Regions from separate parts of the Homo sapiens genome. Here region 2 is linked to region 1. The links are chromatin loops, found by intact Hi-C in ENCODE. Cell type or tissue: prostate gland. All regions are shown on one strand. Links, peaks and the distances in the headings refer to the core of each region. The heading gives the core; the rest is flanking DNA. Region 1 overlaps PARVB (parvin beta). Region 2 has its middle 49 kb from the start of SHISAL1.

Region 1 (6,576 bases), core at 2,191-4,690:
AGGGTGCAGTGGGGACCCTAAAGGAAACAAAGTGGCAGCCAATTCTACAGGGAAGGACACACACTGGGTTCAACCATAGAAATGGCTCTGAGACCCAGAAGGAGTCTCGGGCCTCTCCCGGCAGCACTGGCTGCCTCGGGGGACACAGTGAGCTACCCTGAAGGAGGGAGGAAGCTGGGGAGGGAAAGTCCTGCACGGTCCCATCCCCACAGATGACTGCAGAATAATAACATGACTCTGAGACTATGGGTGACAGCAAAGGCCCTGGCATGAGTGTCTGTGCCAAGAACGCAGCGGAAAGAACCAAGATGCCAGACCTGGGAGTACCCTTGGCAGGCTCACATCTCGTGCCCTATTCTTGGATTGGCCAGTGGGGCTTTCTCACCAGGATGGCCACCTTGGCCCCTGCAAGCCCTGCCCTAAACTCTTCCCACCCCAGCCCAGCCTCTCCCCTTCTGGAGGTGACTGTTATGGACACCATTGCTTTTCTTCTCCAGCATCCATTGATCCTTTCAGGCAAACAAGACTCAGCCTCCCTCAGAGAGAGCCACCCCTCCTGCCACCATGCTCGGGCCTTGTAGTTCAGCTCTGGGGTGGAGCAGGCATCCCAGGACAAAGCCAGCTGGCACACTGGCCTCCCAGGAACACAGTCAGGGATGGGCATGGCCCAGTTAGAGCTAATGAACTGCACTGAGACTTTACCAGGAATAGAGAATGAGACAGGCACTCCTTCCCACTGGCCTTGACCCAGAAAGGATGGAGGTTGAAGCCGTCCCATCATCTTACCACTATACAGAGCCTGGAGATGAAGGCACCAGATCGAAAGAGCTCGGGGAAGGGGAGAACAGAATCTAGGATCTAGCAACACCTTCTATGTGCTGGATCAAGCCTTACCTGAGGCCATCCAACCCCACAGACCATTCTGTCAAATGTACCAGTGAATTCTGTTTTGCTTTTAAGCCATTTTGAGTTGGGTTTTCTGTCCTTTGCAAACCAAGAGAGTCCTGTCTGATGTAGAAATCCTTCCAATACACAAAGCTGGCGTTGGTCACTCCCTGCTGCAGTGCACCCCATGGCTCCCACCAGCTCCAGGGTAAAACGCAAAACCTTCATAGTGGTACCCGATGACTGTTAATGAGCAGACCCCTCCTCTCATCAATACAGCTGCAGTTACCATGCTTCCACACTCATCGTCTGATGAGGCCATTCCAGGCCACTTCTGTAGGTCATATCTCTGCCCCTCTGCTCGACTGTCCCCACAACCTGCAATGCCCTTCACTTCAGGTCAGCTAGCTCCACCCATTTCCCACCGTCTGGAAAGCACACTCTGCACATCCTCTATCCCTGGGTGCAGTTCGGGCCCCTCCTCTGGGTTTCCACAGCTCCCCGTGCACATGACAATGACAAACCCTATTCCCCGATCATGTGATTGTGGACTGTGCTCATCTCCCTGCACCCCCCGACCCCGCAAGGAGTGCACAGGGGCCAGGTCCCATTCATGACCATGGCCTCACATCCTGCATAAAACCCAGCACATGGATAACTGCTCTCTGAATATCTGTGGAATGAATGAATGAATGAACACAAATGCTAAGCTTATGTAGGCCAAATGGAGCTACATAGATAATTTCTACAAGAGAAAGTCAGGGAACTGAACTGACGGCTCTCACACAGCATCCCACCTCCAGCCACTTAATTGGGTGGAAAAAGAGGGTTTCCATTAAGGTTTACATTAGCCTGGCAGTCGTGTTTCACAAGGAACCCAATTACCCTGATGTGGCCACGTAGAGGCTGATGGGCTCAGGAGGAAGGAGTCCGCTCCGCAATTAGGGACTTGCTAGTACAAGCAGCCCAGGAGCCAACATCCCCCCAGCCTCACCTCCTGGGGTGTGCATTCCGACCAGCCACCTGCTGCAGGAATCTGAAATACAGACCACCCCGAGATGGAAGGAGTCCATCTGGCTCAGGGAAACTGGGTCTTCTGAATACGAAAAGTTGCTTACATAGAAATGTAAAAAAAGCTCCGAAGCCCATGTTAAACAGATGATTCCCTTGGCCCAGAAACACGGTCTTTTCTTCCCCTTTGTCCCTGGGGTGATCAGGAAAATGTTAGAACCACAGAAAAATGAATCCTTTGTGGGAAGGAGAACAGGAAGAAAGACTTCCAGGTGCACGGTAAAATGTCAGGTTGGCCGTCTAACCCACCTGGGCGAGAAACCGGGGCATGGAGGGGCCGGTGAGCTTCTTGTCTACAAAGGAGGACACATTCTTTAGAGACAATGATGATCTGATTGGTTTCTCAGACTGAAAGCCACATGAGTCAGTTTTTGTTTTTTGTTTTTTGTTTTTGTTTTTGTTTTTGAGACGGACTCTTGCTCTGTCGCCCAGGCTGGAGTGCAGTGGCTCGATCTTGGCTCACTGCAACCTCCACCTCCCAGATTCAAGCGATTCTCCTGCCTCAGCCTCCTGAGTAGCTGGGATTACAAGTGTGCACCACCACACCCAGCTAATTTTTGTATTTTTAGTACAGATGAGGTTTCACTATGTTGGCCAGGTGGATCTCGAACTCCTGATTTCAAGTGATCCACCTGCCTCGGCCTCCCAAAGTGCTGGGATTACAGGCACGAACCACCGCACCTGGCCAACTTCTTTAATTCCTCCCTTCAATTGCCACCCTTCCGGAGCACGGGAACCTACCGCCCAGTGCCCCCACCTTGCGGTGCACAGTGGGATACACATCCCCAAAGCCAGCCTCCCCCGCCCCAAAAAAGAGCTACCCCATTTGCCTCCCGTTTTCTCGGCCCCTCACCCTCAGCTCCAGTGCCCAGCAGCCACTGCCTCCTGACCACTCTCATCCTAATTCCTTAGCAAGTCCTTCGACGCAAGCCTCTGCCTCTGTGATTTTCAGAGGCTGCGTCTGTCACATTTCTCCAACCCATCACGCTGGCTTTCAGGGGGTACTTCCAAATGATTTCAGTCACTGGTCATGAAATCTGTCATTAGCTAATAATAAGAAGAAAAGAGCCTCGAGGCAGCAGAAGGTGGGGGCAGGGTGTGAAACCCAAAAGAAACAATTCTCAGAAGAGGATGCCAACCTTTCCCCTGGCGTGTGTCACCGTCACCGCCCCTCCGAGCCCAGCCACTTGCCAGCAAGCTGCACAATGAGCCCCACCGAGGCGGGGGGCAATGGAACCCGCTGCTCACTTCCAGCAACAGACGAGCCCCATGAGACTGCCAGGCTCTTAGAGAAACGCACTTCATAAAGGAAAGCAGAAACGGCCGTGCAGAAGCTAAGTCTGGAGAAGCACGTTCGCTGGTTCCCAAGTTGTGAAACTCGTATTAATTAATGTGACTGGTAACGTCCCAATGTATCCAGGGAAGTCCAAAGCGTTGTCTGCTGAGAAAATAAGAAGATTAAATCATTAAGTCGTTAGAAAAAGAAAGGCTTTACTATGCACCTGCCATGGAAACGGGGATGTGGGAAAGGCCAGAAGGACAGTGCCCTCTAGCGGCTGTCTCCCCTGCAGAAGTGACACAGATGCCTCCATGAAAGCTTCCCCCAACAGGAGGACCCGGCCTGCTTCGGAGACAGGCCCCTTCCAAAAGCAGGTGGATTTGGGGAGTGCTGGAAGCCATTGGCCTCTGGTGCTGGCAGCTCAGTTCCCACCTGAGATACTCAAAGAACCACCATGGCACTGCCTTGGGCCCCACCGGGCACAGACAACTCTACCCATCAGGAACAGATGCAATGCCCACAGCAGAAAAGGAGAAAGGCCTTCACGGCCCACAGGGGTCCCCACACCCCTGCTGGAGACTGCACCTTTGGAGGAACAGCCCCAAACAAGGGATGGAGGGATGACGGCAGGTGGAGAGTCACTCCATGACCCCACAAAGCAGGTCAGGTTCCCCACTCCCCGCATCCATTCCCCTTCCTCTCCTTTCGAGGCACTATTAGTCTAAGGCACATCTGTGCTACAGGATTTGCGTCTACAGTGCTCTGAAAGGACAGATGCATGGCCTGCTCTGTCTCCCCTGCTCCCAACATGACGCCTGGACTGAGGCAGGTGCTCCGTGAACACTCGGTGAATTCATGAATGAATGAATCAGGGTTTCGGGACTCTACCATTCTCTCTACTGCAGTGTCTCCTGTAAAAACTCAAAGGATGTACTTTCTACTCCATCTGTCACTGTCTCTATGGAAGGCTGGATCTTGGTCCCTGCAAAGATGTCCACATCAAGTCCCAGGAAACTGTGACTTTGCATGGCAAGAGGGAGTTTGCAGATGTGATTAGGTAAGGACCTTGGGGTGGGAGATTAGCCTGGATTATGCAGGGGGCCCAATGTGATTGACAGGGTCCTTACAAGAGGAAGCAGGAGGGCCAGAGCCAGAGGAGGTGTGGCGAAGGAGACAGAGAAAGATCGGGAGATGGCTTTGAAGACAGAGGAAGAGGCCAGGCACTAAGGAACGCAGGTGCCTCTGCAAGTTGGAAAAGGCAAGGAATGGGATTCTCCCCTGGAGCCTCCGGAAGGAACCGGCCCTGCTGCCACCTTGATGTTGGGACTCCTGACCTCCAGAACTGTAAAATAATAGATTTGTGTTGGTTTAAACCACTGGGTTTGTGGTATTTTGTCACAGCAGCCCTAAGTAAATTAACAGCCTCAAGAGAGCCCCAGCAACTCCACGTAATTTCAAAAAGCCTGGAACATTCTTTGCAGCAGTTTTACTGAGCCCTGCTCCACACCGGGTGCCCCCTGGCACAAGCGTTACTGAAACTGACATGGCTTTGTTCACGCAAGCAGAATGAATATTAAACAAGCACAGAGGACGCATCTGACCAACACTGTGGATAAAATCACAACTGGCCCTAAGGCTGCCGCGGGCCATTCTCCTGTGACACCAAGGTCTGAGGAGGTTGCCTCCTTATTAGCAAATCCGGAACAATGTTTTTTTTGAGAAGGAGTCTTGCTCTGTCCCCCAGGCTGGAGTGCAGTGGCACAATCTCGGCTCACTTCAACCACCACATCCTGGGTTCAAGCGATCCTCCTGCCTCAGCCTCCCAAGTAGCTGGGATTACAGGCGCCCACCACCATGCCCGGCTAATTTTTGTATGTTTAGTAGAGACGGGGTTTCACCATGTTGGCCAGGCTGGTCTCGAACTCCTGACCTCAAGTGATCCACCCACCTCGGCCTCCCAAAGTGTAATGTATTGTTTTCAATGTGCAAAAACAACTGGATGGCCTCACAGTCAGCACGACCTGAAGTCAGTTCTCCACCGGTGGCTTCTCAGAATGGCTTAGCACAGCAGCCGCTGGCTAAAGGGCTGAGTAAGGGGTCAGATTCCCTCACCCTCTGTCCTCCTCAGCCTGGGGATTTAATGGGTTCACAGGAAGTAGCCAGGGATGAGCTAACTGCTTGACGTTTTCAGACACAGCTGTGTCCCACAAACCTTGCTGTTCCTTGAGCCTGTGTCTCCTCTTTGTCCCCAAGAACACGTGACACAGATGGCTTCTCGATCCTGCTACTGTCCCTCCAATTACTGGCCTACCAGGTTCTCAGGCTGGAGCCCGGGCATTTTCAAACACAAGGATGGTGCACTAGCTCTTCTGCATGGACGTCATTCAAGTCACTAAAAACGGTGAATATCAGCCCAGATGTCAGCACCATCAGCCTCCTGGACCAAGCACACCCATCTATGGTGGACCAAGCACCAGGAGCACACCAGCAGGCTGGCAAAGAAGAGGACACACATTGCGGGAAACGTTGAGTGCTCAGTGAATTCATGAACGACTGAATCAGGGTTTGAGGACTCTACCATTCTCTCTACTGCAGTGTCTCTTGTAAAAACTCACAGGGGCCGGGCGCGGTGGCTCACGCCTGTTATCCCAGCACTTTGGGAGGCCGAGGCGGGTGGATCACCTTAGGTCAAGAGTTTGAGACCAGCCTGGCCAACATGGTAAAACCTCATCTCTATTAAAAATACAAAAAAATTAGCTGCACTTGGTGGTCTGCGCCTGTAATCCTAGTTACTTGGGAGGCTGAGGCAGGAGAATCGCTTGAACCCAGGAGTCAGAGGCTGCAGTGAGCTGAGATCTCGCCATTGCACTCCAGCCTGGGCGACAGAGTGAGACTCCATCTTAAATAAATAAATACTCAAAGGACCTATATTCTACTCCATCTGTCACTGCCTCTATGGAAGGCTGGATCATGGTCCCTGCAAAGATGTTCACATCAAGTCCCAGGAACCTGTGACTTCACATGGCAAGAGGGGGACTTTGTAGATGTGATTAGGTAAGGACCTTGGGGTGGGAGATTAGCCTGGTTATTCAGGGGGCCCGATGTGATTGACAGGGTCCTTACAAGAGGAAGCAGGAGGACCAGAGCCTTTTACTAGGTCCAGATACCTCCCTTACCACTTCCCCCATGCCTGCCCCGACATGGTAACCCTGGCCAGGAAAAGGTCAGGATGGTGGCAGAGAAGAGGGGAACTCAGTCCATGCTGTGGATTTAATTGTGTCCCCCTGAAAAAGATATGCTGGAGTTAGGCAGGTCCGGGTCTAACCACTCATCTGGGTGTG
Region 2 (6,576 bases), core at 2,520-5,019, 280 kb before region 1:
CTGTGAGCTGAGGCTGGGCCTCTTGGGTGGTCCTGGAGACCCTCCCCATGGGTTCCTGATTGGCAATGCCGCCCCCTGCTCCAGCTTCCAGGATCCACCCTTTCTTCTGGGTCCAATTTGGCTGAAAGAACAAGTCCTTTTGTCCCACAGCTCCTAGAGTAGCCCAGAGTTTGTTCCCAGACCTTAGCATAAACCCCAAGATGTCCCCAGGGGACAGTTGTTAAGCACTTGGCTGGCTGGCTGGCACCCCTCATCCTTCTCCTTAAGCAGCTACCAGCTCATGTTGCACCCTTGTACCAATTACAGTCAGGCCCCTTCCTCCAGGGTGACCTCCTGGCTTGGCTTGTGGGGGATGGCTCAGTCCTACCCCCATTCGCACCCCAGCCAAGGCCCCACTGACAACCTTAGGGGCCGCTGCCTAGAGGGACTTCTGCTTGAACCCCAGCAGCCACGGGCCCTGGGCTGGCTTCTCTGGCTGACTCAGGAGGCTGTCCCCAGCGCCTCCATCCCTGTGCTCCGTCCTCCCACTGTGCTCCCCTCATTTCGGCATTTATCGCTCTGGCCTGGAGGTCACTCCTTCCATGCATGTCTTCAAAGGCAGAAACCGTGTCCTGGGCAGGCTCTGGCACAGAGTGGCAGTTCCATAAATAACCAGATGAAGCCTCTGTCCCCCGGGGATGGGGGTGTGTGACCTGGGATGTGGCAGTCCCAGGGCCTCTTCCCTGTGCCTGAGGCCCAGCCCCTCCTTCCTCAGGTCAGGGCGAGCCCCCCCAGGGGGAGGTGGGGTCAGGATGATCCCACCACTGCAATTATAAATGCGGCAGGATGGAGGATGGGGTGAGCAGGGGCTGAGGGGAGCCACTCTGATGATTGACAGGGAGTATCCAGGGTGGACAGGTTGCCCTGCCTCTGGACCTTGGTGTTCTCATCTGTGAAATGGGGGCAGTGAGCCAGGCCCGTTTAAGTCAGGGGACTCTGGGCTCCCTCACACAACTAGCGCTCCTGTGGGGACGCTTGGCCTGTCTCTTGGCCAGCCCAGAGCGGCCGTCTGGCTCAAGTGCTGACTCAAAGTGCGTCAGACAAGGGGCCAGAGCGGGATTCCCGGAATGCCCTGGAAAAGTGCTGGCTACCGTCCAGGCGCCGCCGCCAACCATGTGGAGTCTCTCTCATTCCACAGGGAACCCTCATTACTCTCCGGACTGGCGTTCCTGATCCAGCCGGGCTGGCCCTTCCAGAGGGCTGGGAGCCATCAGGGCCGGGGCTGTGGCGAGCAGAGGGATGTGCCAGGTGGTCGTCGTGGCCTCATGTCCTGGGTGTGAGCCTGGGCTGGTCTGAGAGCACTTGGGGCTCGCTCACGCAGGCTGCTGAGCTGGGGGCTCCTAAGCCAGTGACACAGGGCCATGGAGGAAGGAAGGAGCCGGGGTGAGTCACCATGCCTTGAGGGCCCCAAGTCCTAGGGTGAGGTCCTTCATCAGACACTCATAGTCAGGCACCAGGGGCTGCAGATGGCCCCATGCTCCCCGCCCTCCCTGCCCCCACAAAGCCGGCAGTCCACCCAACGAGGCCGAGTCTCTGGAATCAGGCCACATCTCTCTCAGCAACACAAGGCAGCTCCTGGTGGGGAGCGGGGGAAGCCCATTTTACAGATGAGGACACTGGGGCTTAGCAGGTCTAGGGGACTTACTGCAGACCCCGCAGCCAGGACGTAGCAGGGCCACTCGCTCATTCAGTCCTTCAACTACCGTGGGCTGAGAGGCAGGATAGCCAGCGTCTGCACACTTGGGCTAGGAGCCCAGCAGTGCCAGGGGTGACTCCTGGCACCCCCACGTTCTAGGCGTTTACCTTGGACAAGTCACAGCCCCTCTGGGCTTCAGATTCTTTATCTGTGAAATGGGTCTGACACAGTATTTGCCATGGGCATTGAGCATGGTATAAGCCAGCCCATGTCAAGGGCTCAGGGTGTGGCCAGCACACAGCCAGTGGGTGCCCATGTTTGCTGCTATGGTCAACTGGATGGAGCCTTGTGCTGGGTCCTGGGTGCTGGGAAGGGAAGTGAGGGAGACCAAATCCCTGCCTTTGAGATGTTCTTTAGTCTTGTGTGTAAAATAGGGACAAAAATATCTAGCTTCCTTAGGAAGAAAAATAAACAAGATAACTTACAGAAAGCATTTCTTGGAGCCAGGCGCTGCTTGGAGGGTCATTCAATAGGCATCGGTCACCTTCTGCATTTCCCTGGGTGTAACTTTCAGACCAACTGGTGTAAGCTACTTTGGACTCCATTGAATGGACCCACCAGGGCTCACTCAACTGCTTGTTCCTCTATGTGGTTTTTCAACCAGGATGCTACGGCCGAAAGTATCTTTGGAACTAGAGCGTCCCTAAGAACAGTCCCTGGAGGCAGAAGCCGGGCCCTGGCTATAACTAACCCCTGGCTGTAACTAACCCCTGGCTGTAACTAACCCCTGGCTATAACTAACCCCTGGCTGTAACTAACCCCTGGCTATAACTAACCCCTGGCTGTAACTAACCCCTGGCTATAACTAACCCCTGGCTATAACTAACCCCTGGCTGTAACTAACCCCTGGCTATAACTAACCCCTGGCTGTAACTAACCCCTGGCTATAACTAACCCCTGGCTATAACTAACCCCTGGCTGTAACTAACTCCTGGCTGTAACTAACCCCTGGCTATAACTAACCCCTGGCTGTGCTCTGTCAGGGACGGTGGAAGGCATTCCTTTGAGAGAAACATTTGGGATCCTCTGGGTAGAGAATCGTCTTGGACAGGCTTGGGGCTGGGAGCCCTGCCTCCTCTAGAACTGAACCCCAGTAAAACTGCCAGCCAGGGGCCCACGGCGGGTACCCTGCAGGGGGACTCCAGCCTGAGAAGGTCTGCAGTGCGGCTTGTGTTTTGCTCGAGTTGCCATATACCAAGGCAGCACCGATGGACGGGGCAGCTTCAACAACAGACAGCCATCTTCTCACCACTCAGGAGGCCAAGGTCCCAGCTGGGTGGTTCCTCCTGAGGCCTCTCTTCCTTGGTGCGTAGATGCCACCTTCTCCCAGTGTCTTTGGCCACCTGATTGTCCCTCTGTGGGTGTCTGTGTCCCAGTCTCCTCTTCTTATAAGGAAACCAGTCCTACTGGATTAGGGCCCACCCCATTGACTGCATTCTAACTTAGTCACCTCTTTAAAGGCCCTGTCTCCAGGTACAGCCACATGTGGAGGTATGGGAGTTAGGATTTCAACACATGAATTTTGGGGGCCATAACCGAGCCCATAGCATGGGTGATTCATCAGAGTTCTAGGATTTAAAGAGCCTGAGTTATTCGAGACTCCAGGATCACTACCCCAGTAACTGCTGCGACAGCACCCTTACCCCTGCCCTTCTCAGGGGAAGCCAGGTCTAGGGGAGACAGTGACTTGTCCAGGCTCTCACAGTCAGGGCTGAGGCAGAATTGAACCCAGGCCTGGTTCATTCCAGAGCCTGACGGTGCCAGTCGGGAGCCCAGTGCTGGAAGGAGCTGGGAGGAGACAGAACTTGAGACCTATTTACCTTGGCACCCGCAGTGCCCGCTTGGGCTTGGCACACAACTGCTGTTCGGAAGTTGTTGGATGAATTCGACAATGACACATTTGGGCACAGTCCTTGCCCTGGGGGCACACACACCCCCCGATGAGAAGGCAGGCTCGCCGGCACACACCCGAACACCAAGATCACCGAGGCCAGAGCCAGGCCACTTTTCCTTTCTGGTTTGGGCCCTGCCAGCCTCCACACTGGGCCAGTGTGGAGCTGACCTTTCCACGTCTGCTCTGCAAAGCCCAAGCCAATTCCTAAGCCCTCGGCTGTCCCAGAACTGAGTCATGACGGAAGCTGGTGGGATTCCTGGGGGGACAGATCTAGCCCCCACACGTCCTTGCGTGCCTCCATCCATGCCAGCCGGCTCCAGCCCATACCACACCACCCAGAAATCCGCAGCTAGCACACGTTTCCACTGGAATGAAGCACTGCCCTGGCCCTGGCTCCGAATTCCTTGCCGCTCGCAGTCTCCAGCCGGCCGCCAGCTGTAACAGCCTGAGATGGCCTGCAGGGCAGGGAGCTGCAGTAGCAAAGAACATTTGTTTTCATCCGGTTGGAATTTTCTCTCCAAATTACACTGGCTGCCGTGGGCCTACTGTGCGAAGCTCCATTTACAGAAACCCTGGGCCACAGTCTGGGCATGACCTGCTCTCCCCAGAGGCGCCTTTCCCAGCTCGGCACCATGCTACCCAACATTCGCGTGCCCTGGGTTTCCAGGCCCCTTCCTGCCTCTGAGCCTTTGCCTACGCCGTTCTCAGTCTCAGAAATCCCTTCCCAGCCCACCCTGCTGCAGCCCCGGGTGGGGCAGGGCAAGGCCCACACTTGCGTCTCCATTGTACTCCTCACCGGCTGCCAGACTTAAGTGGGCTGCTTTGCCTCTCTGAGCCTCGCTTTCTTGGTTTCTTCATCTGTGGAATGAGAATAGGCTTGGGGGAAGCCTGTGTCCTGCAGGCAGTGAGGGGATTGGCAGGAGCCAAGGTGAGAGAGCTTTTGCAAAGCAGGGTAGCTTTTTTTTTGCGACGGAGTCTTCTTCTGTCGCCAGGCTGGGGTGCAGTGGCACGATCTCGGCTCACTGCAACCTCCTGGATTCAAGAGATTCTCCTGCCTCAGCTTCCCAAGTAGCTGGGACTACGGGCTTACACCACCATGCCCAGCTACTTTTTGTATTTTTAATAGAGATGGGGTTTCACCATGTTGGCCAGGATAGTCTCGATCTCTTGACCTTGTGATCCGCCCTCCTTGTCCCCCAAAAGTTCTGTGATTACAGGTGTGAGCCACTGTACCCGGCCAGCGGATAGCTTTGAAGGCTGCCTCAGCCAGCCTGCCCCTGGCCCTTTGCACACACGCCCATGCAGCCCCATGGGGAGGATGGCTCCTCTCCAGCTAGCCCCGCAGCATGCCATCATCGCTAACCCCATGGGCCGAGCTTGGGCCCATGAAATCCTCATGACTCTCTCTGGGGAGTAAGTGTCCTCACTACCTGTTTTCAGGATTAGGAAGCTGAGTTGAGCAAGGGCTGAGTTCACCCCACCAGGAAGCGGCTGAACTGGGACTCAGCTCTGCAGCTGAGGAGTCCCAAGCACCAACCTCACCAAGGTCTGCTGGACCGCAGGTGGGGGCCCAGGTAACACGCATGTCCCCACACGTGTGGTCTACCCCTCATCCAGGGTGCTCATCCTGGGGTCCCTCTGGGCCTAGGCACATTGCCGCCTAACCAAATCTGTGTTCTGTTAGCAAGAAACTGGGGAGATGGCTCCCATTAAGGTGCACACAGTTACAGCGGAGGACTGGTACTGTCCCTGATGGACACCCAGAGGATGCCTTCTGGACACCAAGGGGGCCTGAGCCACTGCCTCAGCAACACCCAGCACTGAGCCCTTTGCCGCCCTCACCCTGCCAACCTAATTCAGCATCTCTTTCCTCCCCTGCTGACCCCAAACTTCGACTGAGAACCTCGGGTCTGTCACACACACTGGGGTCCCCAGACCTCTGGGTCCAGTACCTGCTGGATCCTCAGCGTGCCCCCGCCACCTCCCCCTGGCTCTGGGCATTTGTCCCGGCCCCTCACCACCTCCTAGGATACCTCGAAGCCCTGCCACGTCCCTGGGGAGACTTGGACATTCACACTGTGGTGCGCAACCTCCTGCTCCTAAGTGTCTCCCCCTCCACGTGACAGAGCGCCGTCCTCGACCAAACTTTAGCCAGGTGTCTCTGAGCCCTCTTCTGGCACAGGCCTTGACCTTGGCTGGCAAAGAATCCCGCTAAGTCAGTTCAGGGAGAGAATCCCCCACCCTTGATCTCAGATCAAGTTCCTCTCTCCCACTCTTGATCGTTAAGTCCTTGTCCCTTTAGCAAGAATCCCACCGGGCCTGGGTAGCAGGAAGTCCTCTACCCTTGATGTCAAATCTAGTCCTTCTGAGTAATTTTCCATCCACTGCCCCTCACTCTGCTCCTTGGCCATAAATTTCCAGCTGTCCTTCCTGTCTTCAAGGTTGAGTTCAAACTCTGTTCGCTGTTACAATCATCTTTGGTAAAGTCTTCTTTGCCATTTTTAAACACGGGTCAGGTGCAATTTTTCTCTTTAACACATACCCCTTAGCCCTCCACCAGCTTAACCATCCCCCCGAAACTGCTCAGCCCTGAAATCTCAGTCCATGTCCTGGTTTAGAGCAAGCTTGACATTCCAAGTGATAATTTCACCTCCCAAGGGGGCTCTCTCAGCTCCCTGCCTCTTCGTTTCTTATTCGTAAAATAGGTACAGAGGATTGAAAGGATATCAGGCGCCGCACAGAGCCTGGCTCAGAACAGGCACACGGCAAAAGTGTGTTTCTCTCTCCTTCTTTGGCTCTTGTTTACAAGAGGCCTTAAACCTGCCAGCAAAGAAGGATTGCACGTTGCTGGGATATTCTGTCTTCCAACGGGGAAAACAAAATCCCAGGTGGTGAGCGAGCGGCAACTCCCAGAAACGGTGACATCTGCCCAGCTCCAGCTTCCCCA

The links. A loop is a pair of places that touch in the nucleus more often than their neighbours do. Peaks named below come from ENCODE experiments on the same cell type or tissue, not always from the same donor. Only the 100,000 strongest peaks of a DNase experiment are listed, where the experiment ranks them.
Region 2: a loop joins it to region 1, with 2.5 times the contacts of the local background. A loop is called at or near these places in 4 of 110 quality-filtered maps.

What each region holds. Positions count from the first base shown.
Region 1 is chr22:44,078,304-44,084,879 of GRCh38, reverse strand. All of the region lies in intron 1 of PARVB (parvin beta), which reads right to left. Among named protein-coding and RNA genes, the nearest start is that of PARVB, 57 kb to the right of the region's middle. In prostate gland, for the core only: a CTCF peak has its summit at 3,520 (motif pointing left); a DNase peak (open chromatin) is centred at 3,509.
Region 2 is chr22:44,358,255-44,364,830 of GRCh38, reverse strand. No RefSeq gene overlaps it. Among named protein-coding and RNA genes, the nearest start is that of SHISAL1, 49 kb to the right of the region's middle. In prostate gland, for the core only: a CTCF peak has its summit at 4,073; DNase peaks (open chromatin) are centred at 3,610 and 3,993; H3K27ac peaks cover 469 bases.